Linked DNA regions of Mus musculus: regions 2 and 3 are each linked to region 1. A link is a loop called in an ENCODE intact Hi-C map of the cell type or tissue named here. Cell type or tissue: left cerebral cortex. All regions are shown on one strand. Links, peaks and the distances in the headings refer to the core of each region. The heading gives the core; the rest is flanking DNA.

Region 1 (10,166 bases), core at 1,456-9,455:
TGGGGATTAGCAGGAAAATATCAGCTTGTGAGACTCCTCAGAGCCACTGTGAGGAACAGTTCCCAAAGGGCATTTTCTTGCCTAACACAAGCAGTTGTAGACAAACTGGGGCTGCTAAGGCAGGAGCTGGCTCTTCAGGTAGGCAGGAGTCAGCCCTTTAATGGTCAAACCAAGGTGACATGAAACACAAGAAGATGCTTTCTCCATACTTTGTGGAATTCTGGAGACTGGTGACGATCAGCAAGAACACCAACTGAGTGCACTGGTGCACGCCCATAAGCCCAGCAGCTGCTCAATTGCAGATAGAGGCAGGAAGATTGGGTGTTCAAAGCCATACTCTGCTTACACAGTAAGTTCGAGACCAGCCTAGGCTAGAGACCCATACCCTGACCCCCCTCCAAGAGGTGGGGATTGTTAAACAGCAAATTCTACTTCTTATATGAAAAATACTAAAAATGACAGTATATATCAGTTTGAGAAAAACAATTCTGTCTAGCCTACCCCCTGCCATTATCTTAGAATGACCATTTCCTCAGGTCAGGATCTGGTGACAAACCAAAGCCATGAATCTTCTCCCTGGAGAGGACATAAACATGAGGACTTATGTCTACAGTTTCAGCTCTAATCCTTTCCTTGACAAGCCTAAGGTGGAATTCTGTTGGCCTGGCTTCCCACACCCCTCGCTCTTCTCTAGATGACACGCTTTCCACTTCAGCCTCTCACTCAAGGTTGGAGTGCACATGACCTCAAGATGAGCCAATCAGTGCCTTGCATTCCCCTAGCTAAAGGATCAGTTCTGGGACAGACACGTGATCTCCCTGGGACCAATACGACTCAAGGAAAATCCTGTGAACGCTGTATAATCTTTTGCTCCAGTCTGGAATGCCACAGCTAAGGAATTAGAAAGTGAGGATTGCCATCTTGGGATGAGTCTGTATTTAACACAAAATAAGCAGAGCCCGGCAATGAGAGGCACCAGGTCTTCTGAGGGCTCAGGTCCTTCATTAGCACATGGGTGGGAAGATACCCATGTGCTGATGCACTGGGAACAGCCTACCTGTAACTTTAATTTTTCAATCCCCATTTTTAATGATGGTTCTTAAACGCAATGACCTCCCTTAGAAGGTATCTTCCCACCCATGTGCTAATGAAGGACCTAGAACCCGTTACCCACTGGAGCCACCCACAGCTACACGAACTGGGTTCCTGAAGGGGAAGCTGAATGAAAGATGGCGAGAGAAATATGAGACCAAGACAAAGAAACTGATCAAGGCCCAAAGTTTACTTAAGAGTCTGAGCTTATAAAGGGGGAAGGCCCATCCGCCACCATGCCAAGTTCTTGATGCTTTGTCGCCAGGCTGTCAGCACTTGGTCACCAGGCTGTTGCTTATTCATGAAGGTCTCAGGAAGACAGGTTCAGCCTCTCGGCTGGTAGGCAGCATCTTGGAGAAAAGTGCTGAGGCGGCAGAGCAATAGACCTATCTAGGTCGGAAGACTCTACCCTAGGTGGTCTCATTCACAGAGGTGGAACAGGTCTGAGCCAGCCTGCTCAAGGCTGGGGGAGGCTACAACCCACCAGAGGTAGTGGAAAAGAAAGGAGTATATGGGGGAAGTGGACCTGTTTAGAAATGGTACTTTGGAGCAAATCCCATCTGTGCAGTCAGGAAGCCAGCAGTTCAGCTTACAGATCAGCAGCGGCAGCTTCATCCACTTGCAAACACTTCATGACTATACCAGCAGTCCATCGGTGGCACAGCCTAGCAGGAACATCCAACCCTCAGTCGAATCTGCAGGAGTCAACAGGAGGAGCCAGGACCATCGGGGATGACAGGAGAAGTTCTCGGCTGTGCCTCTCTCAACAAAGTGAAGATCAGCAAAGACTGGAGATCAAGAAGCATTGCAAAGGCTAGCACTATAAGCAAGCTCCTCTCACAGTCCGTTGAGTCCTGTTTATACTCCCTCCAAACATCACGTGACCTCCAAGTGTCTCACCCTGTGTCAGCTGACATCACTCTGCCAATCAGTCGGAGTCCAAGAAAGCGGCAAGAAGCTGCCACCAGAAGTTTATGGTGTGTTTCTTTCTATGGAGTTCTGACAAATGGAGCTCAATGGCACAATGAAAGGCGGACCAATACATGCGTGTTGTTAGCAAAGAATTCTTCACCATGTGTCCTTTCACATGCTTGCTTTAGAAATATCCTTTCACCTGTGTCTGCTTCAGGAAAACACTCCTTCATGTGTTTGCCCAGCAAAACACCATCCATCACAACTGACTTTCCAAAGGATGCTGCTTCAAGGATGTTTGAGCACAGCTCTTCAAGCGTGTCTTCCATGTGTCCTTGATACATGGCATTAATTCTCTGGGTCCCACCATGCTGGGCTTAGAGGACTGTGCTCAGTGCTTTTTCTACTGGTGTGATAAAAATACCCAATGTAAGGGAGAAAGGATTGTCTGGCTCACAGTTGGGAGCAGAGACCCAAGGCTGCTGACACTCAGCTTCACTTCCTCATCTTGCAATTCAGGAACCAGACCAGAGAATAGCACTGTTGACTTTTATGGTCGTTCTTCCCACCTCATTTGACCAAATCAAGACCACCCCTCACAGGCAAGCCCAGAAGCTGGTCTCCTAGGTGATCTAGAGCCTGTCAGGTTGGCACTAGCCATTATGAAAACACTGTATTACATGTGAGGTCAGTCTTCACTGTCATGTAATCAGATTTAAAAGCACCCATAGTATTAGTGATGAACACCTTTAGGTGTCCAGAGAGAATTAACTGAGGTGGGGTGGGAGCACCCCAGGCCATGGGACAAGGCCCTGTCAAAGAAAGAGGGAGAAAGGAAGAAATTGAATTATTGAGTCCTGGCTCTCTGTCTCTCTGTCTCTCTGTCTCTCTTTCTCTCTCTGTCTCTCTCTCTGTGTCTGTCTGTCTCTCTCTCTCTGCTACTTTGTGTGAGGGTTTCACAATGGGAAAAGCCTCCTACACTTCAAGATGAATCAGGACTCAGAGGAAATGAGTAAGAACTCATGACCAGGGCCTGGGCTCAGTGATGTGGACGGAGTCCTCCACTTATTGCAGACACTAACTGCAGCCAACAGATTATTAGCAAAAAATGAAGGATCTCAAGTGCCAGGGTTATTTATAAAGAAACAGCTTCTGTGGCTTTGATAAATTTATCATGAAATGTCGTGCTGAAACCCAGTCCAGCCAGAGCTCAGTACAGCTGTGATCACAACTGGAGACATGCTGAAGGTTCTGGATGTAGGAACATCAAACACCTGAGTATGTGCATGTATGTATGAGTGCACATGTGAATGCATGCATGTTCTTACATGTGTTTGTATGTCTGTGTGTTCCAGCATATGTTTGTGTGCACATGTATGTGCATGTGTGTGCAAGCACATGTATTTATGTGTTTTGCAGGTGTGTTTGGGCACATGTGTGTGCAAGCACACATGTTTACATTTTGTGCAGGTGTATATGTGTGTGCATGCATGTATGTGTATGTGTGCATGGGCACATGCAGGGATAAAAGAATCATAAACTCTGCAGAGCAGAGGACGCTTTGGAAATAGCCCTTCCTAGGGACTGTGAGTTAATTAAACCTCCCCTTTAAAGCCTACTTACTTACTTTTCCTCCCTACAGGCCCTGAGCATATTAGACAAGCCCACAAGACCCATCTTTGTGGGTTTATGGGATACTAGCCAGGCTGCTGGACAGACCTGCCATCCCACACACCTGGCACAAGAGGACAGAGAGTCCAAGGTCAGTTTGGTCAATGTAGTGTGACTCTGTCTCAAAAATAAAGTAAAATAAAATAAAATAAAATAAAATAAAATATGACTGGGGCTATATACAGCTCAGTGATAGATCAGTAGCCCAGCATTTGCAAAGTCCTGGGTTCAATCCCCAGCACTGCTAAATACACACACATGTATACATAAATGGTATGGGAGTAAAGGGAGGGTGGGAGAGATAGGGAGGGAGTGGGGTAGGGCTTCTAGGCACCAGGTGTGGGTAACAGGAAAAACAGGGAAGAACTCTCAGTTCCAGCCAGAAACCTTGATCCCAAAGACAGCTCGACCCCATCTGCCAGCCTAGGGACTCTCCTTAAACACAGAAACTGTCGTTGATACTAAGTTAAAGGACTAGAAAGCCAGAAGTCAGTGAGGGAGGTCAAGATCTGAACAGCCTGTACCCCACTGTGCAGGGTTGTGGTGAAGTTACATGTCTGAGCCCATGTCAGGGACACGGGAAACCATCTCTTATAACAGTGTCAGACGCTGCTGTGGAGAGCTGACGATCACCCAGCTCCTGAAACTCTTCCGGCTCATAGTTTTAATGAACTGCCAAGTCCTCACCACCACCACCCACCCCTACCTCCTGGGGACTGCAGGCAGCCTGACTGCAGTCATGCAGCACAGGGTCAGGTGGTCAGTCACGTGGCATGGGTCAGGTGATCACTAAGCCTGCTTCTCTCCCTTATAGGACACCCACCTCCCTTGGCGATCTGTAAGAGTAGATTCCTAGAGGGTTAAGGAGGTGGATCAGTGAAAAATGGGGTTGTTCTGAAAGCATGAAGACCTGAATTCGGATTCCTAGAACCCACTAAAAGCCATACATGGTAACACACCCCTATAATCCCAGCATTTTTACAGCAAGACTGGAGGCAGAGACAGAAGAGCGCCCTGATAAACAGGTCCACGCCCTGAGGTGTGGGGTGTTCATAAAGCTCTTAGCTGAACAGTGAACCGGGACCTCCTCTCTCTGCTAGCTACTCCTCTCTCTCCCCAAACCTAAGAACAGTGAATGTCCGGTAATGAAGGTATGTCTTCCACAGCCTCAACCAGTACACAGCAGAGACCAGGTACCAGTCTGAGCATACTCAGCTTGGGGGAGAATAGTGAACACCAGCCAAGTCAGAGGAGAACTGCAGCCAAAGCAGACAAACATGGCAGGGCTCAGGCAGCCACTGGTTTCTGAGAAACAAGCAGCCGGCTTTCCTACGCTGCTCACTTGGCTTTTAAATAAGGTTTGCTTTGTGCTCACAGTCCTCAAGGCTCTCATACCATGTGTTAAAATCCACTCCAGACTGTGAGCTCCACGTCGAGATGGCTATGGCACCCAGAGTGTCACCTTCCTTCCCTGTCTGAATCATGTGACTTTAAACTTGTCCCCTTCCCCAGCTCTGTGAAAATGAGTCTTCCTTTGCCTCTGGTGAAAGCCGATCCTCCCAGGAAAATGTATGCGATCTAGTTGAGATTTATGCTAATGGCCCTCAAGTCTCTCTGATTCAGTTTAGATCTTTTAAAACGCCTTGATTAAATTTGGATTTTCCAAAAATGTCAGAGACTTTGAATCAGGAAGTGCAAATTCGTTGCAAGTTTGCCAAGTGTGGGACGCTTCTCTTCTTTCAGTCCTTCACATCCTTTCGTGACTGAGACCCGTGGTTTGCACAAACGGGTACATATTTAGCCTGATGGCTGAGGAGAAACACTTGCCAGAATTACACGCTATCTCCCTTGCTTCACAGGCTCCAGGCAGGATACCTCAGAGGTTAAGGCATACTTGGGTCTCTTCAGCCCCCTGACCTCATCTGCACATGTCAGGCTGTGACTTCCAAGTCAGTAGCTCCTCCCTTAGGAAGACAAGGGCACATTGCAGCGAAATCTCTCAGAAGTGAGATGGCTGAAGCAGGCAAGCGTCAGAGCCTTCCCCACATCTCAGGGCTGATCCACCAGCATTGGAAGACAGACTGGGATTCTCCAACACCCACACTTGGCATCAACAGGTGGAGCTGACACAATGACAGCCCCCCTCCGGGAAGCCAATTTTCTGGCAGAGGATGGGGGAGGAAGCTGTAAATGGCCCAGGTTCCCCTGTCCTTTGCAATCTGACAGCAGCGACAAGCAATGCCCAGTGGCCATGGAAACAAGCTGGAGCAGGAAGGACAAGTGTTGGAGATGTAACAGAACACCCCCACCCTCCCCCACCCCCCTTGGCAGCTGAGGAACATGCTGAGACCTGATGGGACGTTTCCTTCTGTGTCTGAGGACACAGCTCAGCTCCAACAGCTGAGAAACCCTGCAGGGAATCTGAACAGGACCAGGAGCCAAAGCTTGACCCGGCTTTTGAATTAACTTATTTTATGTTGCCAGTGTCTCAAGCCTAGGCTGGCCTCTAACTTGCCATGTAGCCAAGGATGGTTTTAATAGTTGATCCTCCTGAGTCTACCAACTGAGCACTGTTACAGGTCTGTGCCCTGACTAGTCTTATCCAATGCAGGGAATCAAACCCAGGTGTTCCATGCGTGCTAAGCAAGCACTGAGTTAGTACGAGGAATCCCTGGGCTGTACTTGCCAAGTATCTGTAGGTAATAGAAAATCCCAATTGGTGGCTGAGACACATAGATTTTGAATTTGTTGGCGAGCCGGCACAGCTGATGTGGCAGCTCGAGAGTCCATTGCAGAGTGCCTCAGCATTGCAGGAAGCTTCTCGTAGATTCCCTGCACCCCAGATCCTTTCACTGGGCTTGTCATGGGTAGAATCAGCAAAGAATCAGAATGGCTTCCCAAGGATTCCTCACAAAGCTGACATGAGGGACTGGGATGTGGCTACGTTGGTAGACTGCTTGCCTAGCATACACAGAACACCTGGGTTTGATCCCTTGCGTGGAGTAAAATCAGGTGTGATGACTCAAGTCTGTCAACCAGCATCTGAGCGAGGAGGTTGAGGGTTGGGGGAGGGGAGGCTCAAAGTCATCCTTAGCTAGGTAGAAAGTTTGGAGTCATGCTGGGCTACATGAGACCCTGTCTTTAAAAAGGAGGGAGGGAGGATCTTAAGTCTGAGGCCAGTCTGATTTACACAGTAAAATCCTCTCTCTCTCTCTCTCTCTCTCTCTCTCTCTCTCTCTCTCTCTCTCACACACACACACACACACACACACACACACATATACACACACACACAAAGTTGCAAGGTCTCTTCCCACCCCTCCCCCAACTCTGAAGCAACCTCCACATGACTTCTTTTTTTATCCTTAATGTTTTATTACATTTACTTACTGTGAGTAGGACCACGGGTAAACCAAGGCCCACACCTGGAGATCAGGGACAGCTTAAAAGAGCTGGTTCTCCCCCTCCACCATGTGTGTCTGGGGATTGAACCAGTGCTGTCAGGCCTGGTGGCCAGGCCTTTACCCAGTGGCCCCACTGTGTGGATTCTATCACAGAGGTTGGGCTTTCATGTTTTAGGACTTCAAAGAATTAGAAACAAAATGTCATCTCCCTTGGCATTCTGCCCCAGCACCCGCAGCCTGTTGCCTGTTGCTGCTAAACCACAGTTTGCAGATCCGTTCATATACTGAGAGGCATCTGCACCATCTCCAGGTTCAGGCTGCTCTTGTGTTCTGCTCATTGCTTTCCAACACTCTTGGTTGAACCCCAATTAGAACCTCAGGGCAGATAGACCTGAGTAGTGGGGCACAGAGACATTCAACTTCCTATGTAATTGCAGGATCATTTTGTAAAGTGTGGCTTTGCATTTCTCACTCCCAGAGGCAGTATGCAGATGTCCAGCTGCTTACATGAGGAGCTCTGGGAAGAGCTGAGAGTAGCCCAGGTCCACCTCTGGACCTGGAGGGCCCAGGCCTGGCCAGGTGAGTAAATGGAACTCCAGCCTGGATGTGAACCACACTGGGGGTTGGGGGAGTCTATGGGGTACCACCCAAGTTCTGGGTAGGAGTATAAGGGTGCCACAATTGCCTTTAGACACAACTTGACTTTTACAGTCAACTTGACACAAACGAGAGTCATCTGGGGAGAGGGAGCCTCAGTTAAAGAAACTGTTTCCACTAGATTGTCTGTGGGGCATCTTCTTGATTAATGACTGGTGTGGGAGGGTCCTGACCTTTGTGGGCAGTGCCATCCCTAGGCTATATAAGAAAGCTATCTGAGCAGGAGCCCAGGGGTAGGGGAATCCAGTAAGCATTCCTCTGTGGTTCCTGCTTCAAGCTCCTGCCTTGAGTGTCTACCTTGTTTTCACTCAGTGATGGACTGTAAACCTGTCCATCTTAGCTTAGTTATCCTACAAAAATAAACCCTCTCCTCCCCAAGTTGCTTTGGGTCATGGAGTTTATCACGGAAACAAAAAGCAAACTAGGATGCCCTCCCTGGACCTTGAATGCCAAGCCTTGGCAAGATCAGCAGGTAGAGCCTCAGAGCCCACAGAGCAGCAGAGCAGTGCAGAGCATGCTGGGAACATTCATCTCTGGAGAGGGCAGGCTCAGCGCTGGACTCTCTTGCAGCGCTGGACTCTCTTGCAGGCCTCCAGGCTCACTGAGTACCTGTGGCTCCTCAGCTCTTCTCACCATGTCCCAAACCTCTTTTCCTGCCCATGGGCTTTGCTTTCTCCAGCTTCTCATTTCTATATAACCCTACCACCTCAGACATACTTTCTCTTTTAGTTCTCTTGGCTTTGCTCTCATGGTCCTCTGTTCTTGGGCCCCTCTCTCTTCATCCACTTGCACCCCCTTGGTCCTCCACATTTACTCTCTGCCACCACCACCCCCATGGCCCAGTTCAGTCTACTGGTCATGCTAATCCACTACTCTCTCTCTCCCTGTTCTAGACTCTTCCCAGTGCCTCTGGCTGTGCTTTCCCTGACATCTACAATAAAACCTCCCCCTTAACCATACCTTGGAGAGTTATGTCCTCATTTCAGGCAACTATGCCCTTGTATCAAGTACTTTACCTACTAGGATGCCTTCCAAGTCCTTAGGATAAATCTAGACAGACTGGAGAGGTGCCTCAATTGGTTAACAATGTACACTGCCCTTGTGGAGGACCCAAGTTCAGTTCCCAGTATTCACATTGGGTGTCTTACAACCACCTGTAACCCCAGTTTTTTTTAAATTCAGGTACTGTATCCATATGCACAAACCCACACACATATATGCACTATTTTAGAAGCCTTTAGAATGTATCTAAACCATAACAAGCCCTCAATAAAGTATGAGCCTGAATATGTAATTTATACATGTATGTACATAAATAATATATACATATATCTGTGAATACAATAATATACGCATGTAAGTATAATATGATGTGAAATTGATACATGTACATACATAAACATAATATACACATATATCTATGAATAAAATATATGCATGTAAGTATATGGGCAATACTATGTGTACATTATCCCGTCCCGCGGGATTCAGTTATTCGTGGGTGCGAGGGGGACCGAGAACCTGGAAGGAAATGGGAATAAAAGAAAGAAAGTCGGAGGACCAAGTAGATATGTCAACCTATCAAGGTCTCGTTTATTAGGCTGAGGTGCCTTCTTTTTAAAGCATACATCGCGGGGAATATGGGAGGGGTCGAGGGAGAATTATACAAAGAACAAAGAAGTGGGCATCTGCTGACATGGGGGCCGAAATCAGGCGCCAGGCAGCGGGCACTCTGGATCTTATCTCTGGAACATAGATCCTCCTTGACAGCCTTGGGGGTCAGGCTGGGCTCAGGCGTAACTCGTGTCCTTGGATGGCATGGGAACTCAGGAAGAGATAGGGAAGAGGGGACTATAATTCAGCTTTACAGCCTCAGGTGCCAAGAAAGGAATAGGGAGGAAGGGGGGTGATAACCAGCTCTTAGTACAATGCCATTTGGCCTGTTAGGGAGATTGTGAAGGGCTCACTTTCTCACGGGATGGTCTCTGACAGTACATATATAAACAAATGTACATGTACAGCATAGCATGTAGAAAGGAGAAACAGGATGAACACTAGGAGATGAAGGGCTGACTGCAGCTAATGGATAATTGGGTCATGAAAGACAATAGTGAGCTAATGCTTTTCTAGTTTTAGCTCTGTAATGGAGTCTTTGTTTTCTGGTGGTGGATAAGTACATAAAAGTAGAATGGATACTAGACATATGGAATGTGGCATTCTATACCTCTAGCATGGCCACTCTAGTTTTAGAGAACGTCACTGAGATGTGGACCTGGCTAACCTTGCTGTGTGACGTCTTCTATTTATCATTTCTTAACAAATCTTAGCTTTAAAGAAATGCAAAGAAAAATACAATATGACCCCAAGAGTGCCAGACAGCTTGCCTGCTGTAGTGGTAACTCAACTGGTTTTGCATCTGGAGACCCACAG
Region 2 (10,166 bases), core at 1,482-9,481, 95 kb before region 1:
CACATGGTGGAACTTGTGGCTCTAGCTGCATATGTAGCTGAGGATGGCCTATTCGGTCATCGATGGGAGGAGAGGCCCTTGGTCCTGTGAAGGTTCTATGCTCCAGTATAGGGGAAGGCCAGGACTGGGAATGGGAGTGGGTAGGTGGGCTGGGGAGCAGGGGGAGGGGGGAGGAGATAGGGGATTTTCAGGGGGGAAACTAGGAAAGGGGATAATATTTGAAGTGAAAATAAAGAAAATATCTAATTAAAAAAGGAAGAAGTGACGAGGAGAAATCTGACTGTTGGCCGATTTGGGAATCTAGGAATTTAATTCTGGTTTTGGTGATTAAAATGTTGAAGGACAAACTGGAGAGATGGCTGAGCAGTTAAGAGTGCTTGTTGCTCTTACAGAGGAGCCAGGTTTGCTTCCCAGAATCCACATGGTGGCTCACAGCCAACTGTTACCCCAGTTGCAGGGGATCTGACACCCTCTTCTGATTCCTCAGGCACTGCATGCATGTGCCACCCACCCATCCATCCATCCATCCATCCACCCATCCATCCATCCATCCTTCCATCCACCCACCCATCCATCCATCCATCCATGCAGAACACCTGCATACATAAAATAAGACAAATGGATCTTTAAAAAATTATAATGTTAAATGATATCTCATTCAGTGCTGGGAAATTCATGACATTTTCAACAAAGGGCTTTTCCAGTCATGAGAGGCCTCTCAACAACACGAGTCCATTTCACAGTGTAGGAAGCTTAGTGAGGCATCGAGGGACAAGCAGGAACCTGATTTATTATTCATTGGATTTCTGCTTGCCACCGCTCATCCTGTTTAGTGGAGGTCAAGAAGCTGTCTGCTGTATCCACGAAGGCATCGGTTTTAGGAAAGGCGTCTGTTTTAGGTCTTGAGGGCTTCTTTTCTCCTGAACGTATTTTAGAAATGGTAATTTGTTGTGTGGTTTCCTGGGACACAAATCAAGTGTCTGTTTATTACGTGGGTCTTCCAACTCCTATCTTCTAGAGGGAAGGGATCCAGTTGGAAAAAGAGACAGTGTAAGAAGCGTACTTAGTGAAGCTGAGGGAAATGTTTACTGGGCTGGGCTGTGCCACGAGTAGGCAGAGCACAGTGACTTTTCCACCATGGCTTTCAAAGGTGTTTTTTAATGAATATTTATGATGTAAGTGTCATGTGTATGGAGGAAAATGACCCCCTTCCTCTCCCAAATCATGTAAACAAGATCTGTTTTGTAGGATATTTCTTCTCATGATTCTCTAGAAAACCCCACAAGGGATAGAGGTCTAAACTGTGATGTAAAAGATATTATAACAAGGGTGGCGACCTTTGGTCAGCACACACCTGTGCTGACTGAGCAACTGGTCCGTCCTTTCTGATGGAGCTTAGTCACAACCCAACTGCAGCTTCGAGGCACTTAACAGGGGATGTGCTGACCTCTGGGGGAGATTTGGCTGCTGACTACAGGTTCAGGTTTACCTCGGTCATTCACATCCAAACCCCTGTCTGGTGAGTCTCATATTCATCCCAGTAAAGGGGGTGCAGACCGACCAAAGAGAGCCTCTGTCCAGTCCAGCTTGGCGAAATAACTGAAGTTATTGGGTTTATTGAGAGTGTGGGTGACTCGGAGTGGCTGCATGACCCTGCCCAGCAGGCTCTTGTTTTATCCTGCCCTACATCTGCAGCCACATTGACATAAACCTGGGCCCAGAGAGTTGTCCAGTGTCATAGTGGTGGATGTGAGCACAGGCTCACACAACCTAGTAGGACTCAGAGACAGTTACACTTTCGTGTACTCAGTCCTTATCAGGGTTTCTGTTCACCTCAGGAAAAAATGCCTAGTGTGGAAAGGTATGCTCTGCCACCTTTGCTGCAAGGCAGAGTTCCTCTGGCCACGATTCAGAATACTGGCCTGACTATACCCTGACACTTTTATAAGATCCTTGGGCATGGTCATCAGACTTTATCTGAAATAACTTAACAAGAAAGAAGGGAGCAGTCCTGGCTTTGGGGGCAGTGCCCACTTTTCCTGTGAGAGCTCCCTTAGGATACTTTGCCTCCATTTGGGTTCCTACAGAGGCAGAACCCAGGACAGACATCTAGGGGTGGAAGATGACCTTGGATGGATCCCAGAAATCAGGACTGAGGGAAGAGGCAAGGGAGAAAGAACCAGTACACGTGAATAGTGAGTTCTTTGCTTCTGGACTCTGACATTCCCCTTGGAAAGTAGCTCACAGCCACCTCCTTGACAGCCAGGAAGGCAGCCTTGTCTGTTAGTCATCTAAGCTGGTAGGACAAAACACCATAGACCAGTGGCTGAGCAGAAAGTGAGTTCCTGGAAGCCAGAGGCTGGGAATTCCAGGACCAGAAAGGTGTGGGACCTGCTGAGGACTCTGCTTGGCTACAGCTACCTGCTGTACCTCAGGTGACAGATGGAAGTCTGTTTTTTTATTTTTTTATTTTTGTTTTATGATTATGAGTATTTTGCCTGCAGGTATATCTGTGTGCCACGTGAGTGCCTGGTGGTTAAGGAGGTCAGGACAGGATGTCATATGGTCTGGAACCGAAGTTACAGATGGTTGTGAACCGCCATGTAGGAATCAAACACAGGTCCTCTGCAAAAGCAACGAGTGCTCTTGACAGCTGCGCCATCTCTCTGGCCCAAGATAGTCTATTCTTAAAGGGCACATTTCACATTAGCAGAAGCATCCGTGACCTGGTCACTTCCAAAGTGCCCCCCCCCACTCAGTATGTCAGTGGGGAGGGAATTTTAAAACATGGTCAGTGCTTGACATAGAAAACTCCCACAAGTTAGAAAAGCTTTCAGTTGTTCATGCCAGGTGTGCTGATGGACACCCACAGCCCCAGCATTAGAGAGACGAAGCTGGGAAGATCGGGGGTTCAAGGTCTTCCTTGCCTATATAGCATGTGTGTGTGTGTGCGTATGTGTGTGATCATGTACATGTGTGTGGCCAGCCTGGGTTACACAGCCTGGGTTACATGAAACCCGTCTCAAACAAAAACAACCACAGAAGCTTATTTTGTTGTTTCCCTGGGATTTCTATGAAGCTGGTGTGGAAGCGAGGAATCCTCAATCTGGGGAGACTTTGAAGAGAATCCAGTTCATTCAAGCAACAGTGAATGGGGAAAACCCCAGGGAGAGCCTGTGAACAAGTTCCTGGGAGAGCGGTACCTTCCACCAAACCTTCTGCCAAGCTGACACCTGAGCAGGATGACAGTGATGGTGTTGAAGGTCCAGAGCCCTGTTATGTTTCCGCTAGGCCATCATTCAGAGCCCCATTCATCTCACCCACCTCCCTGCATCTGACCTAACGTCCTTGTGACTGACAGGTAAAAATACTTGGGGTATATTAACCTGACCGACTTCTAGCTTCCACCAACCAAAGGCTAAGGATGCCATCAGGTAGCAGCCGAGGTCTATGCAGAAACTTTCCTGCTTGGCTCTGAACTGCCTACCCAGTGTTCCCCAGCAATGCGTCTGCAGTGTTTGTTCTGACACTGTGATCTGAATCTGCATTCCCTAGACAGAGCCCAGAGCCCGTGGTCATTCATCTTTGCTCCAGAATAAACCCTCTCTCACGTCCTTGAGGACAGAACAGTGTTTTTACACCCACAGGTGTAACGGACAGTGAGAAGGGGACACATATGTGAGGCTTGTTGTGCTGGGGTACAGGGAGGGCAATATGTAAATGTTTTTTATGTCCTTGAGGGAAAGAGAGAGCCGGGGTGCTCACCGTCTCCAGCCTGCCCCCTCTGAGAGCAGTCTCTAGGGTGTCCATGATCCAGCTCTTCTGAGAGACCCATGGCTGCAAACAACTGGGAGGAGGCACAGACATTGCCATTCTAAGGCCTGAGGGGCATCCGAGGGACCCGGGGCAGAACAGCCTCACCTGTCTGACACTGTAAATGCAGTGTTTATCAGATTTTACCTTAATTTCCCATAGAGCTTAATGTATAGAATGTCCTCAGTACCTATTTCTTTTATAGAAGTGTTTCACCAATGTGTCCCAATACAGGAACAGTGACTTAACCATTCTGTGGGTTAATTTTTAGCCATCAGCTTGGTACAACCTCAAGTCACTTGGGAAGGGAACCTCAACTGAAGAATTATCTAGAGCAGGTTGATCTGTTGCTATGTCTGTGGGGATTGTATTGGTTATTAACGGATATGGGAAGACCAAGTCCACCATGGGTGGCACCATTCCCTAGGCAGGGATCCTGAACAGCGTAAGCATGAAGAAATTGAGCCGAGCACAAGCAAGCAATGGTGTGTGCATTGATCTCTGCTCTTGACTGTGGATGAGCTGTGACCTGCTTCAGGCTCCTGTCTTAACTTCCCCTCCACACCCCTCCACAATGGACCATAACCTGAAATTGCATGCCAAATGAACCCCTTTCTCCCTAAGCTGCTTATCATTAGGGTGTATATATATATATATATATATATATATATATATATATATATATATATTCACAGCATCAGAATGAAACTGGAACAGTTATCCATTGTAAGGCTTGTGTCCTTCTGAATAAGACATTTAGTAGAAGAGTTATTAAAGCCAAAGGCAGACAGCAGGAGGGTAGGGGCTCTGAGGAGTGGTCAGGCCCCAGTGCAGAGTAGGGCTCCCTGATTACAGGTCTCAGAGGAAGGGAGAGGTTCCAGCCTAGCTCTGCTTCAGCCTGGCTATCTCTGATTCATAGGTGGCATCTCCATTCTGGGAACAAATACTTGGCTGACACGTAGGGAAGTAAGGAAGAGATGGACCCATGTGTGGTGGTTTGAATAAGAATGGTCCCCACAGGCTGATACATTTGAAATCTTCGTCAGTATAGGAAGTGGGACCATTTGAAAGGATCACAAGGATTAGAAAGTGTGATCTTGTTGGAGAAAGTGTGTCACTGTGAGTGGCCATTGAAGTTTCAGAAGCCCATGGTAGGCTCAGTGTCTTCCTTCACCAATGGATTGGATTATAACTCAGTTACTGCTCCACAGCACCCACCTGTGTACTGCTAAGCTCCTTACCACGATGACAATGGACTAAACCTCTGAAACTGTGAGCAATACACAGTAAAGTGCTCTTGTTTATAAGAGCTGCCTTGGTTGTGGTGTCTCTTCACCGCTGTAGGACAGGGACTAAGACACCCTCTGTCGGCAGCACTCAGGTGTCCAGACAGGCAGCCCCAGCCTGGAAACTTCCTTAGGGAAGTGAAAATTAAATAAGGGCCTATTATTCTCCTGGAACTGGGGGGACATGTTAGGGTGTTTGAGGCTCACAGGTGAGGGATTTGCAATTATTTTACAGTGCCCGAAAGAAAGGTTAGGACGGGTAGGCATGGCCTGATTAGTCCTAAACTTAACAACCTAGGCTGCTCTTTAGGGCAGGCCTGAAACTGCACAGAGCCACACACTGTTACAAACCAGCAGCTGGAGAAGAATGTGCACATGAGTGTGCATACCTGTACATGTGTGTGCTCGAGTGGGTGTGCATGTATGTGTATGTGTGTGTGTACATGCGTGCGCGCGTGTGCATGTGTGTGTGTGTATGCACATGTGCATCTAGGCAATACTTTCACCTGGGACATGGGTGAAGGAAGGAGTTTATTAGCTTCTGTGGGGATGGCTGGCAGCATCCTGCCTCCAGATGGGTGAGGAACTTCCGGCTGCCGTACCCAGGGCTGCCAAGGACTTGCAGAGGAGTGAGAGAATGATTTTTGTCTGCCAGATTGTGTTGCTTATGTAAGAGTTTGGAGCTTGGAGTCAAGAGGAAAAGGAGAAGCTCAGCCTTTGATTAAGAATCTTGGTTTTATAGTCTTGCTCCCTGCCTCAGTTTGTCAAGCAGACCTGCGGCTGGGGAGGAGGTCAGAATCCTGGAGAGCTTCGCTGCCTGCTGGCAGGAATGACAGTGCTCTAAGGGAGACCTGGGTTGGCAGGAATGACAGTGCTCTAAGGGAGACCTGGGCTGGCATGAATGAGAGTGCTCTAAGGGAGACCTGGGCTGGCAGGAATGAGAGTGCTCTAAAGGGGGACCTGGGCTGGCAGGAATGACAGTGCTCTAAGGGAGACCTGGGCTGGCAGGAATGACAGTGCTCTAAAGGGGGACCTGGGCTGGCAAGAATGACAGTGCTCTAAGGGAGACCTGGGCTGGCAGGAATGACAGTGCTCTAAGGGAGACCTGGGCTGGCAGGAATGACAGTGCTCTAAAGGGGGACCTGGGCTGGCAGGAATGACAATGCTCTAAAGGGGGACCTGGGCTGGCAGGAATAACAGTGCTCTAAGGGAGACCTGGGCTGGCAGGAATGACAGTGCTCTAAAGGGAGACCTGGGCTGGCAGGAACGACAGTTCTCTAAAGGGGGACCTGGGCTGGCAGGAATGACAGTGCTCTAATGGGGGACCTGGGCTGGCAGGAATGACAGTGCTCTAAGGGAGACCTGGGCTGGCAGGAATGACAGTGCTCTAAAGGGGGACCTGGGCTGGCAGGAATGACAGTGCTCTAAAGGGAGACCTGGCCCTCTCCCTTTAGCTCTTAAGTTTTGAAATAATGGACCCCAAGAAATCTGAATGTTCCCAGAGTCTCATGTTGAGAGAGTTAGGGAAACCTGAGTCCCTGTTCCCAAGCCATGGCCACTCACGAGGTGAGAGCTGTGTCTTTCATTGACAGGATAAATCTTTAGTGGATCAGAAGCCCTGAGGATGGGAGAATTTGCATTTTCTGCCATTTCCCCAAGTACTGCCGTTCTCTGAACAAAGTCTGATGTCAAAACAATGCTCAGGGGAGGGAGAAGAGCACAGAGGCTCTCTGGAAGCTCTCAGTTTAGAAAGGCATCCCAAGGCTCCCAGCCACTCATCCTCCATTCTGACTCAGTTGAGGTAAAGGAAGAGAGGGATACTACACAAACCCCTCAAGTCCACCAGAGCTCTAAACTCTCTGGCTATTTCAGGCTCCTGGTGGACGACCCTTTGTATAATAAGATGCTATTTTAAAAGCGAAATTATGGATGTAAAGAGCAGGAAAGGGAGTGTAGCTACTTCTTGGCAAGTCTTGTTACTGCAAGAGGTGCCAGGCTGCAAAAGGAGACGCATGTGCTGTGCTACAGCCGAGAAGATCCAGAGCCAGGAGTGGGTGAGTTTGCAGCCGGAGCCCTGGGATTTACAGGCAGTCTGCCTGCCTGGAGAGGACACAGATGGGCCTAAAGAACCCGAGAGAAGGTGCTGCTGTCTTCAGAGATGTGGTTATATTTCTTTTTCCTGGATATTTGCTTCCAGGCTTTAGAAAGAACCTCACCACACTGTGAGTGGGAGAAAATGGTGGTCACATGCAGGCCTGCATTCACGACCCTAGAGGCTTCGGAGCCCATGAGTGCCCTACCACAGCTCTCCCCTATAGGTTGGCCTGACTTCTATGGCCCCGTGACTCCCAGTGTGCTCTTTGTTGGGAGGAGCCCAACATACTATACATAGAGGTAAATTTCAGCTTTGGGGAATTGATACCCTTCCACCTTCCCCATGGTGGAAACCTCCCTTTCTTCTTGGGCACTACCTGAGACCGTGTTGTAGGCTAGACTTGAACTTTGAGTGTGAAGTGTCCTTTGTAGGCTAATGTGCTTGAACACTCGATCCCAGCTGGTGGCACTTTAGAAAAATTAAATTAAAAAAAAAAAGGGTTGGTTTGTTCATAAACAGGATCTTATGAAGCCCAGGCTAGCCTCAAACTCTACGTGTAAGACAAGTTAAAAAAAAAAAAAAGAGTCAAATAGAAAGTGTGTATTGCTGGCCAGCAACTGCTTGGAGAACTTGCCCAAATCATGCAGTTCCAAGCCTCATGGTCTTTGTCTTTTATGAACAAAACCACATTCTGTTTGGCGTACTTCTGTTAGCAAGAAGCAAAGCTACAGAAACCAATAGGCAAGGTTAACACATTCAGATGTTTTCCTGGAACTTGTAGCTATCCACCAGGTCTTTGATGGATTAGGTCTTGGTTTCCATTTTGGCAGGTGCTGGGTTCTAAGGTCAGAATGGTATCTCCAATGGCAACAGATATGCTAAGGTCTGGGAGTCTATTTCAGGATGGCCTTGAACGTTTGTCCTCTGGCCTCTACCTCCAGAGGGCTGGGATTGTAGATGTGCAACACCATCACTGGTTTCTATAAAGTTGAACCTGGGCTTTCTGCACGTTAGGCAAGCACTCTGCAGACGAGCCTGCATCCTCAGCTTTGACTAGAGTTAAGAAGCCTGGATCATTGGTGCGTGTTTCCAGTGCTCAGAGTCAGGAGATATTATGCTGACCTGAAGTGTGGATCCCACAGGACCCACCTAGAGTCCAATGATTGCCCTGTTCTTGTTTCTAAGAGAGTTCAGGTATTGGCTTCACCCTGGCAGTGCAGACACTTCCAGCAGTCAGTCTGAGACAATGAGCCTGCGCTACCTCACCCGGATGGAAAGGACATAGGTCCAGGATGCTCTCAACTCCCCAGCAGGGTGTGTGCTGAGTGGAAGGGGAGTCCTTCAGAGTGCCCACACTTTAATTATTTCCATTTATGAGAAGTGTGCTTTGGGGACAGCACAGTTTGTAAAACTAGGTCAAGTAGCCGACTGATGGTGATCCCACTGTGGAGTGTGCTCGAGGTTGTCAGGATGGGAACAGCAATCACAAGACCTTTTGTGAGAATTGATTTCCTCTGGATACAGTTTTATGGCATGGGAGTACGTGTGTGTGTGTGTGTGTGTGTGTACCAGATTTTTGTCATTTAAAAAATGTCACATTTAGCATTTTTGAAGCAAGGACATGTTCTACAATATGACACTTCACAGTTGCTGGAAACTAGCTGGCCTGTGATTGTCTTTGTCTTGATCTTGCCTATTCAGACTGGTGTCCCTTCAGCTGGGGGCTTGTATTAGTCTGGGTCCTTTAAAAATGCTAAATGTGACATTTTTTAAATGACAAAAATCTGGTACACTCTCTCTCTCTCTTTCACTCACACACACACACACACACACACACACACACACACACACACTCCTATGCCATAAAACTGTATCCAGAGGAAATCAATTGATTGGAAACTGATCCAACCATATATATATGTTTGTGTATATGTGAATATATCCATATTTATTTGTCTTAGTTAGAGTTTTACTGCTGTGAACAGACACCATGATCAAGGCAAGTATTATAAGTATTTAATAGGGGCTGGCTTATAGGTTCAGGGGTTCAGTCCATTATCATCAAGGCAGGAGCATGGCAGCATCCAGGTAGACATGGTGCAGGAGGAGCTGAGAGTTCTACATCTTCATCTGAAGATTGCTAGTGGGAGACTGACTTCCAGGCAGCTAAGGTGAGGGTCTTAAGCCCACACCCACAGTGACACACCTACTTCAACAAGGCCACACCTCTAAATAGTGCCACTCCTGGGCCAAGCATGTACAAACCATCATATTCCACTCCCTGGCCCCCATACGCCTGTTCAAACATATGAGTCTATGGGGGCCATATATAACCATAGCACAATTTAAAAAAGTACATTTAGTTCAACTTCCAAAGTCCACATAGTCTTTAGTAGTCTCAACAATGTTAAAAGTCCAAAGTTCAAAGTCTCTTCTAAGATCCATCCAGTCACTTAACTGTAATCCCCAAAGCAAGACAAGAAATCAGCTGGGCAAACTCCAAACTCTGCATCTCCATGTCTGATGTCAAAGTGGTTTTCAGGTCTCCAACTCCTTTTTCATCTTTGTTGACTGCAACAAACTTCTTTCTCCTGGGCTGGTTCCACTCTTGTTTGCAGCATTCCTTACCAGATATCCCACAGCTCTGGCATCTTGAACATCTTGGGGTCTCCACAGCAATTTCAATGTTACAGCTTGTTTCAATGTCTGGGATCTACACAAGATCTTCCGGGGGACCTCCAAAGGGCTGGTGTCACTTCTCTAGCTCTGCCCTCTGTAGCACTCTAAGCTCAGGTTGATCCACGCCACTGCTGCTGCTGTTCTTAGTGATCATCCTGTGGTACTGGTGTCTCCAAAATTCTGGGGTGTTCCACTCCAAATAGGCTTCACCAATAGTCTTTCATAGGTTCGCTTCATGGTGCCAAGCCTCAACTCCTTTGCATGATCCCTTCAGTCCTGGGCCATCAGCTGCA
Region 3 (10,166 bases), core at 1,031-9,030, 110 kb before region 1:
GGGGGGGTATGGGGGACTTTTGGGAAATGTGAATGAGGAAAATACCTAATAAAATTTTTTTTTAAAAAGTTCCTGCTGGGTGCTTGTGACAGCCAGCTGTGTCATTTTCCTACTGTCCAGAACACTACCGAACCTACTACAGAAGGAGGATCCCGAGCACTTAAGACTTACCCTGTTCAAGTTTTCTTTCTGTTGGGGTGAAAGACAACGTGACCTAAGCCACTTGGGGAGGAAAGGGTCTGTTTAACGTTACAGTCCACCACTGAGGGATGCCGAGACAGGAGGCTGGAGACAGGACCTGAAGCAGATAGGGGAAACACTGCTTACTGGATCCCTCTATGGCTTGCTTTGTTATATAGACCAGAAGTACCCACTCAGGGCTGGCACCACCCACAGTGGACTGGGCTCTCTTACATCAGTCCTCAGTCAAAAGCCTCCCAGACTGCCCACAGTCCAATCTCATGACTGATGCTCCCTCCTCCATGGCGACTCTAGGTTTGTGTGAGGTTGACACCTAAAGTTGACTATGAAGCACCTTAATTCTGCCGGTTCAGGCTCTGCCCCTGGTGTTACTTCTTCCAAGGAGACTTTGTAGACATCCCGGGCTGTGGTTGTGGTTACAGCTCCCTGTGAGACAGGGCAAAGGTGAAGGTGGGAGCAGCCAGCTTGCCAGCAGCAAATTCTCCAGTTTTTATGCTCTAAACACAACCGTGGATGCGCTGGGCAGAACTTAACATTTTCACTTTTCTGGAATTGTTTTTCCTTCCACTTTTCCTCTACTCAGATCTGGAAGGCAGAGGAAGCTGGCTCGCTAATTAGAAGTAACCATGGTTACCAAGTTGTCTTTAAAATATCTTGAAGAGTTGTTTGGATTTTTGCCCCCCCCCTTTTGGTTTTAATTATACAGAAAGCATTTTATTTGACAGCCATCTTTATTTTCTTTCTGGTGATTGGGTGGTCTTCCGAATTCATTCCTTTTGGTGGTCACTTTAAAAGCTCAGGGACAGAATGAAAAATCACTCATTAAAAATATAATTCCGCAACCTTATAAGATAATTTAATCATCTCAAATTTTCAGTTGGTTGAATAACAAAGGAGGAAAAGTCCTACAGATTTCAACATGGCCTCACAGAGAGACTTCAGCAACCTGAACAGAATGCGTAAGCACCCACTGGGGGCTCATGGGTAAGTTACTGTGCCTGAAGCTTCCCCATCAGGGATATGGTTCACGCAGCAGTTGCTGGATACTGCATTGGTCACTGTCTTAGTCCGCGTTCTACTGCTATGAAGAGACACCGTGACCACAACAACTCTTAGGAAAGAAAGTTTTCATTGTGACTTGCCTACAGTTTCAGAGGTTCAGCTCATTTTCATCATGGTGGGGGAGCGTGACCGCTCACAGGCAGACTCCGTAGCTGGGAGTTCTTCATCTGGGTAAGCAGGCAGCAGGAAAGAGCAAGACACGGGGCCTGGCTTGAGCTTTTGAAACCCCAAAGCCCACTCCAGTGACACATTTTCTCCAATAAGGCCACACCTCCTAATAGTGTCATTCCCCATGATCAAGAATTCATATGTAAGGGCCCATGGGGGCCGTTTCTATTCAAACCACCACAGTCGCTTCTCAGTGCTGAATGCCTGATAAGTTGCTGAGTACAAGAAGAAGACAGGTGATCGTCTGTTGCAGTGAAGAAAGCAAGGTGGTGGAGGGGGTTAGCGGGCTGGTGGCTCTCATCCTGGTGGAGCAAGGAAGGGGTATGTAGTGCCTGACTGGCTTCCTTCTTCCTCTCTTACTCAGCCTGGAATCCCAGTGCATGTGCGAATACCACAACATTCAGGGTAGGTTCTCTTCAACGTTAAGTTAATACTCTTTGGAAAGTCCTTTTATTAATATTGTCATCATTATCATCATTTAAGCTTGTCTATAGATAATTTTGCACATGTGCACAATGTTTGCCAGTCACTCTCACTCCCCCACTGAAGGCTCTGATGGCTGTGGTCTCGGATGAATCAGTTCCCAGGTTGGCCACTGGGCACCTGCCAGAAAGGAGGCCCAGGGGCAGCCTTTACTCTCTTCAAACAGACTGCTGTGGGCATGGCCAAAAGGTGGTGAAACTTGTGCAGACTTAACTGGGCTGATAACCCACTAAAGCAAAAATGCCAACACATTCTAAGATGCCAACAAGGTTCAGGGCCTCAGGGGAATGCTCACGTTGTCCAGGGCACACAGCAAATGCCCCCAGAATACAAAGTACCGTGAAGTGGTCACTTCTCCTAGGAAAAGAAACGCAACAGATTCAGCTGGTCAGATTTCAGAGATGCTGGAACTCTGAAGGCCTTAAAAAAGAACTTTAAAGTGATCTATCTCATGTGCAAATGCACCCCTCAGAGTATGAGTGTGTGTGTGAGCGTGTGAATGTATTGTGTGTCTGTGTGAATGAGTGTGAGTGTTTGCATGAGTGTGAGTATTGTGTATGTGACTGTGTATGTGAGTGTGTGAATGTATTGTGTGTGTATCTGTGTGAATGAGTGTGAGTGTTGTGTATGTGACTCTGTGTGTGTGAGTGTGTGAATGTATTGTGTGTGTATCTGTGTGAATGAGTGTGAGTGTTTGCATGAGTGTGAGTGTTGTGTGTTGTGTATGTGACTGTGTGTGTGTGAATGTGTGAATGCATTGTGTGTGCCTGTGTGAATGAGTGTGAGTGTTTGTGTGAGTGGTGTGTGTGTTTGTATGTTTGTGTGTTAAGTGTGTGAATGTATTGTGTGAGTGGGGTGTGTGTGATTGTGCATATGTCTGTGTGTGAGTGTGCGAGAATGGTGTGTGTGTGTGTGTGTTGGTGGTGTTGAGAATGGATTCCAGGCCTTACCTATGCTAGCTGCTCTATTGCTTAGCTACATCTCTGGCTTTCTCTTTACTTTTTATTTTGAGACACAGTTTTGCTGCTAAGTTGCCTTGAACTCACAGTCCTCCTGCCTCAGCCTCCCAAGTAGCTAGGATTTCAGACCCGTGCCAGCAGCTATCTGGACAGTTTTCACGTCTTTGACACACTTGAGAAAGCCCACTGAAAAATCACCATGTGTCCCCTTTCTCCCTCTAATATTATCAGTATTTTCTAAGCTTTAAAAAGTCAACTGTACAATAGGAATTCCTTAGCTTATTATTTTGGGGGTGCACACCTGGTACAGTGTGTATGTGGAGAACAGCTCATGGGAATCAATTCTCTCTGTCCACCTGTGGGCCCCTAGATATGGAATCCATGCCATCAGGTTTAGTGGCAAGCAACCTTACTTCCTGAGCAATCTCACTGGCTCCCTGTCTGGGTTTTGACTGGAGAAAAAGAACTGAGGCTGAGTGTGTGAGGGGGAGGGGTGGGTGTACTTTAATACTCTGTCACTCTGTGCATGTCCCTCATGCATGACATCTGTGTGACAGCCTGCCTTTCGGCTTCCTGTGCTGGCTTGGAAGGACTCGACCATGCCCTTGTGCATGTTTTACTTTCTTAATGAAATTGCTTCTAGAACCCATCTGCAACCTTGTTGGAAGGGATCCGAGACACTTTCCTTTGCTGACTAATCCATTATACAAATATTTATTGAGTCCAGACACTATGGTAAGTGTGGAAATTAAATGAAACAGACAAAACCCTGCCCTTATGGGACCGATGTCCTAGTAGGCGAGAAAGAACAAGCAAGCATTTAATATACAGTGTAATTCTGAGAGGTAATAAGGAAAGAGGCAAAGCAGAGAAGTTAGAGGATGGGTCAGCGGGTGAGGCAGAGCCCAAGGATCAGGAAGATCCAGCCGTGCTTTTCAGGGAAGATAAGTCAGAACTGAGTTTAGTGTTTTCAGGGAGGCGAGGGGGTGAGGGGTGAGGGGTGAGATCAGACTCAGGAGTGAGTGGAGGTGATACTACTGGGGAGGGGAGCAGAGCTTTGCCCAGTGGGATCCAGGAAGTGATGGGGAATCTGGAGCAGATGCTGTAGCTCAGAGCTGAAGAAAGACACAACAAATGCTTTTCACATTTGATAACAAATATTTGTCGAATCTAGAGCCCAGGGGAAATTAGTGAGGCCGCAGCTCTCTCTTTGCCTGGTTCCTGCTGTATTTACCTCCAGGATGAGCAATGATTCAAAGGTGCCAGGGAAAAATATTGAACGCTCCTAGGAATGAAGTTGAGAGACTAAGAGTCTTTCCTTTGGCACATGAGGCGTCTGCTCTTGTCAGTTTGATGAGAAAAAAGCCGCCTAGAAGAGACAGCTCTGCTATGTCTCTGAGGATGTTTTTAGAAAGACTGAACGGAGGAGAGACAATCCATCCTAACTGTGGGTGGCATCATCCCACAGACCATGGCCCCGAATGAATAAAAAGGAGAAAGCTGAACATGGGCCCTTGTCTCTCTGCTTCCTGACTGTAGATACCACGTGACCAGCCACCTCCTGCTGCCTGCTACCATGGCTACTCCACCCAAGGAGCTAAGTCCTTGAATTGGGAGAAAAGACACCAGTATACGGAGTCCTTCTGTGGAGCTCACCCCTGTTTGGTACCACCAGCACCAGTCCTTGAATCCAGACACTGTCAGCTCTCTGTTAGAGCCTACTGATGTGTCTGGAGAGGCATAAGGGGAAATATTCAAAAAGACAACTAATCTCTGTTCTGGGGATGGATTATTGACTTTGTTGATCTTATTGACACGAGAGCCACCCCTCATCGTCTGTGTGTCTCTTGTCCCTTTAGATGCCTGTGTTTCCTACAGGTTCTTTATTAAAGAATAAGTTGAACAGCATCACCAAGGTGCATGGGTTTTATATTTCTAGGAGTCCTTGAAAAAACTTAGTGCCCACATGCCTGGCGATTCAAAAGCCACTAATTCAGATCTGTTCTTCATTCCTTGGGTACTGTTGGCTTTGTGTTCAATTCTGAGTCCTTCGCCCACCCCATCCCTACCCCCACGCACATTTGCACACAGGGTATACTCTCCCACCCCACCCCACCCACCCCACGCTTGGTGGTATGCTAAAAACACAGACCTACAGATGTTTTCAAATGACTTATGGTACGTTAGTTACTAGTCCCCTCTCTGCGACCAGAACAACTTCAGGGAGGGAGGATTTAGATCGGCTCGAGGTTTAGAGGGATACGGTCTACCGTGTTGGACAGAGAGGATGATGGGAGCATCAGGAAGCAGAGAAGTGGATGCTGGTGTCCAGCTCGCTCTCTCCCTTTATTCAGCTTGGGATCCTAGCCCACGGATGGTGCCACATGTTTAGGTGGTTCTTTCGTCTTCAGTTTCTCTTCTCTGGAAATACACAGCTAGAGATGTGTCTCCTGGCTGACCTATATCCAGTCAAGTTATCAAGTTACCAAGTTACTATCACAAATGGCAATCAGATACCTCATATCCGGGGCAGTCTCAGAGAGCAGATTGTCAGACCAAATGGAGTGAGAACCCAAGGAGGAGACAGTGCATTCTGATATCTACTTGGCATCTTAATTTTACACGGAATTCTAACGTGTGCTCAGGTTAAAGATTTCTCTGACCGTGTTTCCCTGGGGTCACCAGGAAGACTAGGGATCCCTTTTCTACAACTGAAGAAACACTGAAGATCCCAGCAGGTGAAGGTGGGCCAGGGTGGGCTTGCTGAACATGACATAGATTGGAAAATGTTGCTTTCAATATATGTCCCATTTGTGCCACTCTGTCCTGCAGGCCTTGGTCGGGAGGAGCTGCACTGCGGGTGGTGGTTCTTAGATCCCTTTGCTGATGCCCACAGAGAATGAACAGATTCTGCTCTGGATGGCAGGAGTCTTCCCAGCATGCCTGACTGACTGCAGTGTGACAGGGCTGAAGGCAAGCCGTCACAGGCTGTTGTGTAACTGTTTCCTCTAGATTAAACATTTCCTCCTCAAGGGGACAGGGAGACTCACCAGGCTTATGAAACTCACAGGAAACAAGCCCCCAACCCCGATTATAAAACTGGTCAATGGTTTTTATAAATGGAAGAGGAGACTCTTCCGTGGAGTTGCCTGCAAGTTGTGCAGGGAGCTCTGAAGACGCGGCTTTCGTGAGCTGCCGCCCATGTTGGTCTGTGCTGCCTTAGGTAAACCTGATAAAGCCAGCAAGCTAGGCGAGGATGGAATCATTTCTCTAATACATCAGTGTCCTTTTTGATTGTGGCAGAAGAGGTATGGATTTCCCAGGACAGGTGACACAGCCCAGGCTTGGTGCTACATCAGTAGAAGCCTAAGAATAGTCTGTGGCCAGTAGGAGTCTCCTGAGAGTCGGCTTGGAGGTGTGCGGTTCATCACTATCCCCTGGTGATGCCCTCCTCTCTGTAGATTGAGGGTGTTGGGTAATGGAATCCTACTCATCTGGGTGCACCAGCCTTCAAATCTGCGACTCACCAGCTGGGGTATGGGGTCATCCATTTCTACCTTTCAGGGCTCACCCCTGGTCTGTAGAAGACAAACTATGGGGTGACCATTGCCCTGTAACTTATTAAAAGCTGAGAGAACCCTAGAGAGATCTTGGGGTAGGAGGGGTGTAAGAAGAGATCAGCATCAGTATAGCCAAGGGTGGGCCCTGGAGCTGAACCCAAGGGTCCCACAGGCCACCTTGCATTTACTGGAGGCCAGCTCTGTGCCCTGCACTCATGCCCCAAACCATTTCTGAAGCCATCTATTGCAAGGCTTTACCTGTTGATATCATGTACCAGGCTCCCCTCCTTGTCCGGTCTGGGAACTCCCACTGGACACAATGAATGAGGGGCAGAAGGAAATCTCTTTAATAGCATAGCAACATTAGGTCTGGGAGTCACTGAAGGAAACACTGCCTTCCGACCACACAGCTAGGCTGAGATGTGGCTGCATTGCACACTCTGGACAGATTTCACATTGGGGACTTAATAAATAGATACTCAAAACGTCAGACATTAGAGGCGAGGGGTCGTATGTGTGGTTGTTTCCTCATTCCACCTCCTCCAAGCAGGGCCAAGACGCTGGCCCACTACGATGGGTATTCGTAGTCCTCGGCACTGCGCCGGCCAAAATCCATCCAGCCCATGTAGTCCCGGTCACTTATTCTATGGCTGGGGTCCAGGCTCTGCAGGTTCTTAAGAACGGACATGCGGCCAGAAGGAGCTGCAGGGAGAAGAGAAGGAGAGGAGAGCCTTAGATCTGAGAATATGACCAGTGTAAGTCAGGACTAAAGCAGTGGGGGAAAGCTAGGGCTCTCATGTGTGCCTGTGTGCATGCATGTATGCGCATAAAAGCATATACATAGGCATATGAACATTTGTGTGTACCTCAGTCTCTTTCCCATCTTGCCGAGACAGAGCCTCTTAATGTACCTGGAGCTCACTGGCTGGGCTACTCCAGCTGCAAGCCTCTGTGATCCTATCTGCCTCCCCATCCCTGGGTTGTAGGAACAGACCACACCCAGCTTTTTCGTGTGGTTTCTTGGGTATCAAACTCAGGTCTTTGTGCTGAGATGAAAGGTGGAGACAGGAGAATCCCCTAGAAGCTCATGGGTCAAGTAGCCTGGAGTACAAAGTATATCAGCAAGTAACAAAAAGGACCCGGCCTCAAACCAGGGGGAGGTAAGGACCAACCAACACCCAGGGTTGACCTCTGACCTCCACCGTGCACTGTGCCAAGTACACACCTTGTGATACACACACACACACACACACACACACACGAGACACACACACACATACACACACACACACACACACACACAGAGAGAGAGAGAGAGAGAGAGAGAGAGAGAGAGAGAGAGAGAAGAAAAAACTTTTAGAATGAGGACCAGTCAGACAGCTCAGTGGGTAAAGATGCTTAGTGTTTAGCTTGACAGCGAGAGTTTGAGTCCTTGGACCCTCACAGTGGAAGATGAGAGCAGACTCCTGAGTCCGAGTCTTCTGAGCTCCACAGGATTACCCTGGCACAGCTCCTCCTCATGAATAAATATTTAAAATGTAATAGGAGCCAAGAGAGTCAACTAATCTGGATTCTGGGGCTCTCAGAGTCTGAACCACCAACCAAAGAATATGCATGGACTGGACCAAGGCCTCCATGCTCATATGGAGCAGATGTGCAGCTTGACCTTCATGTGGTCTGAACAACTGGAGCAGGGACTATCCCAAAAGCTTTTGTCTGTCTGTGGGATATGTTCTACCAGTGGGACTGCCTTGTCTGGCCTCAGTGGGAGAGTGTTGAAGCGACTTGATGTGCCAGGGTGTGTGTGTGTGTGTGTGTGTGTGTGTGTGTGTGTGTGTAGGGTACTCAGGGGTCTCCACCCATTCAGAGGAGAAGGGGAAGGGGAATGGAGGGAGGATTATGGGAGGAGGTGACTGGGAGGGGGGCAGTGAGCAGGGTGTAAAGTGAATAAGTAAAAAAAAAATTTTTTTAAAGTAATAGAATCAAGGTCTCTCTCTATATATGAATATTGTTTATAAATGATTAGAAAGCTACATTCTTTTAAAAATAATAACCAGAAGAATAAATCCTGTCAGATTAAAATACTGGCATTTTGACAACATTAAAAAAAAAAAACCGGAATGAAAAGTCACAAAAGACGAAACTTAAATCAGCCATTTTGACCAAAGCACAATGCTATAACCAACAATGTGTTCCAGCAACTGTGTGGCAACTGTGTGATCTGGGCAAGGAGGGGTGTGGTGACAAGACTCCTCCCTCTGAAGGCAGATGGCATGGTCCCACCCCACACTGTTTGTCAATGGCCTCCTGGGCTTGTAACCAGTATAGCACCTTCTATGCTGACTAAGGGTAAAGAGTGGTCCCTCGGGACCTCCGTGGAAAAGTGGAAACCTCTCCATGGCTCCCACTGAGCTAGGGCTACAATGTTTCTACCTTTTGGGTGCTTTGCAGGCAGCTTCCCGGCCAGCTCCTGCCCACAGGCGAGCACAGCCAGAAGGATTACTTACTGATACATCTTTGCCCATGCTCCAGTAAGCAGCCCTAATGAGACCTCTTGGGTCATTGAAAAGAATGTAGAGAAGTAGAGGAGAGGTTACTTGGCAAGAGGCTCGGGAGCAGGGGCGGGGGAGAGAATAGATGAAGGTTGTAGGGTATTGATTTGAATGTGATATACGGTGTACTAAACGTCATCATGAAACTCACCGTTATGGCATAATTAATACACATTAATAAAACTTTTTTTTTCAAAAGACACCACAGAGTCAGTTATCCAGACTAACTGTATAATGAATTTAACCAGATAATCTTAAGAAAACCACCACAATGATCAGCAACTGTGTTTCCTCTCTGGCCCCATGCCTTCCCTCCCTGTTTGGGAACTGAGAATCCATTCAGTGAGGTTTTGGGGGTAGATAGCCTGGCCCGTGCAAAGAAGCTTCAGCTATGTAACTGTTCATCACCTTTCGGATTAAAAATAACCAGCATGTATGCAGCCTGGGTCCCTGTACAGTCACATGGAAACACAGCCTATCGTCCTGCCTGCTGAGGGATTAGTATTCACTTTGAGGGCTCTGAGCTACCAGCTTCTGTCAAGCCAGCAGCCTGGCCAGTGCATGGCCATGCAACCAGTCATGGATGCTGTGTTTGGAACATGCCTCGGTTCTCATAAGCTACACAGATCTGTCCTCAGGTGTGGCGCTACCACCTTTCCTGGCATCCTTCCCCAGCACTGCATAGTGAAGGACTTAGAACCAAGTCATAGGGTGAGGTAAGGAATCCAACTCTTTCCTGAGTGGTCAAAGAAGAGAGCTCAGAGGAGCTTTCAGCTAGGACCTCGGCTGGAAAACAAAAACACCCCCTCTCCACTGTCATGTGTGGGTTCTAGGCAATAATTCAGCAACCAGGCTTTCTGTTGCTAGAACTGTTTGGAATAGTCCTAAACTTAGGCAAATGGGCTCTAGACTGACTGCTCAGTGAAGTCTAGAATACTTCAGAAGGGGCTGCTGGTGGTCTACACCAGAGAGTGGATCCTACATGAGTGATCAGAGGGAATGGAGAGGGGCATCCCATGTTTCCAGGTTTTCTCATTATTCAATTATCTATCTGTCCATCTATCTATTTGTCCATCCATCTCTGTCTGTCTGTCTATCTATCTGTCTATCTAATCTCCCTCCTTTCCTTCCTCCCTCTATCCCTCCATCCTCCTCTTTCTCCTCTCTGTTGAATTAGCAAG

What was found. Peaks named below come from ENCODE experiments on the same cell type or tissue, not always from the same donor. Only the 100,000 strongest peaks of a DNase experiment are listed, where the experiment ranks them.
Region 2: it touches region 1 in a loop (9-fold over the local background); 5 of 42 quality-filtered maps call a loop at or near these places.
Region 3: it touches region 1 in a loop (4-fold over the local background); 39 of 42 quality-filtered maps call a loop at or near these places.

What each region holds. Positions count from the first base shown.
Region 1 is chr9:121,595,288-121,605,453 of GRCm38, forward strand. Lyzl4os (lysozyme-like 4, opposite strand) reads left to right here. Exons shown (of 4, transcript NR_040740.1): 2 at 3,647-3,766; 3 at 7,558-7,658. It also overlaps a transcript of Lyzl4 not described here. Among named protein-coding and RNA genes, the nearest start is that of Lyzl4os, 13 kb to the left of the region's middle. In left cerebral cortex, for the core only: no CTCF peak of the experiment used is centred there; DNase peaks (open chromatin) are centred at 4,488, 5,324, 5,775, 6,359 and 1 more place; H3K27ac peaks cover 3,052 bases.
Region 2 is chr9:121,499,834-121,509,999 of GRCm38, forward strand. All of the region lies in intron 1 of Gm38661 (a long non-coding RNA gene), which reads left to right. Among named protein-coding and RNA genes, the nearest start is that of Cck, 9.2 kb to the left of the region's middle. In left cerebral cortex, for the core only: no CTCF peak of the experiment used is centred there; DNase peaks (open chromatin) are centred at 5,716 and 7,138; H3K27ac peaks cover 2,982 bases.
Region 3 is chr9:121,483,067-121,493,232 of GRCm38, forward strand. Cck (cholecystokinin) reads right to left here. Exons shown (of 3, transcript NM_031161.4): 3 at 6,758-7,135. The coding sequence ends at 7,002. Gm38661 (a long non-coding RNA gene) reads left to right here and starts at 8,592. Exons shown (of 5, transcript XR_001779325.2): 1 at 8,592-10,166. In left cerebral cortex, for the core only: no CTCF peak of the experiment used is centred there; DNase peaks (open chromatin) are centred at 4,356, 5,120, 5,840 and 8,784; H3K4me3 peaks cover 430 bases; H3K27ac peaks cover 337 bases.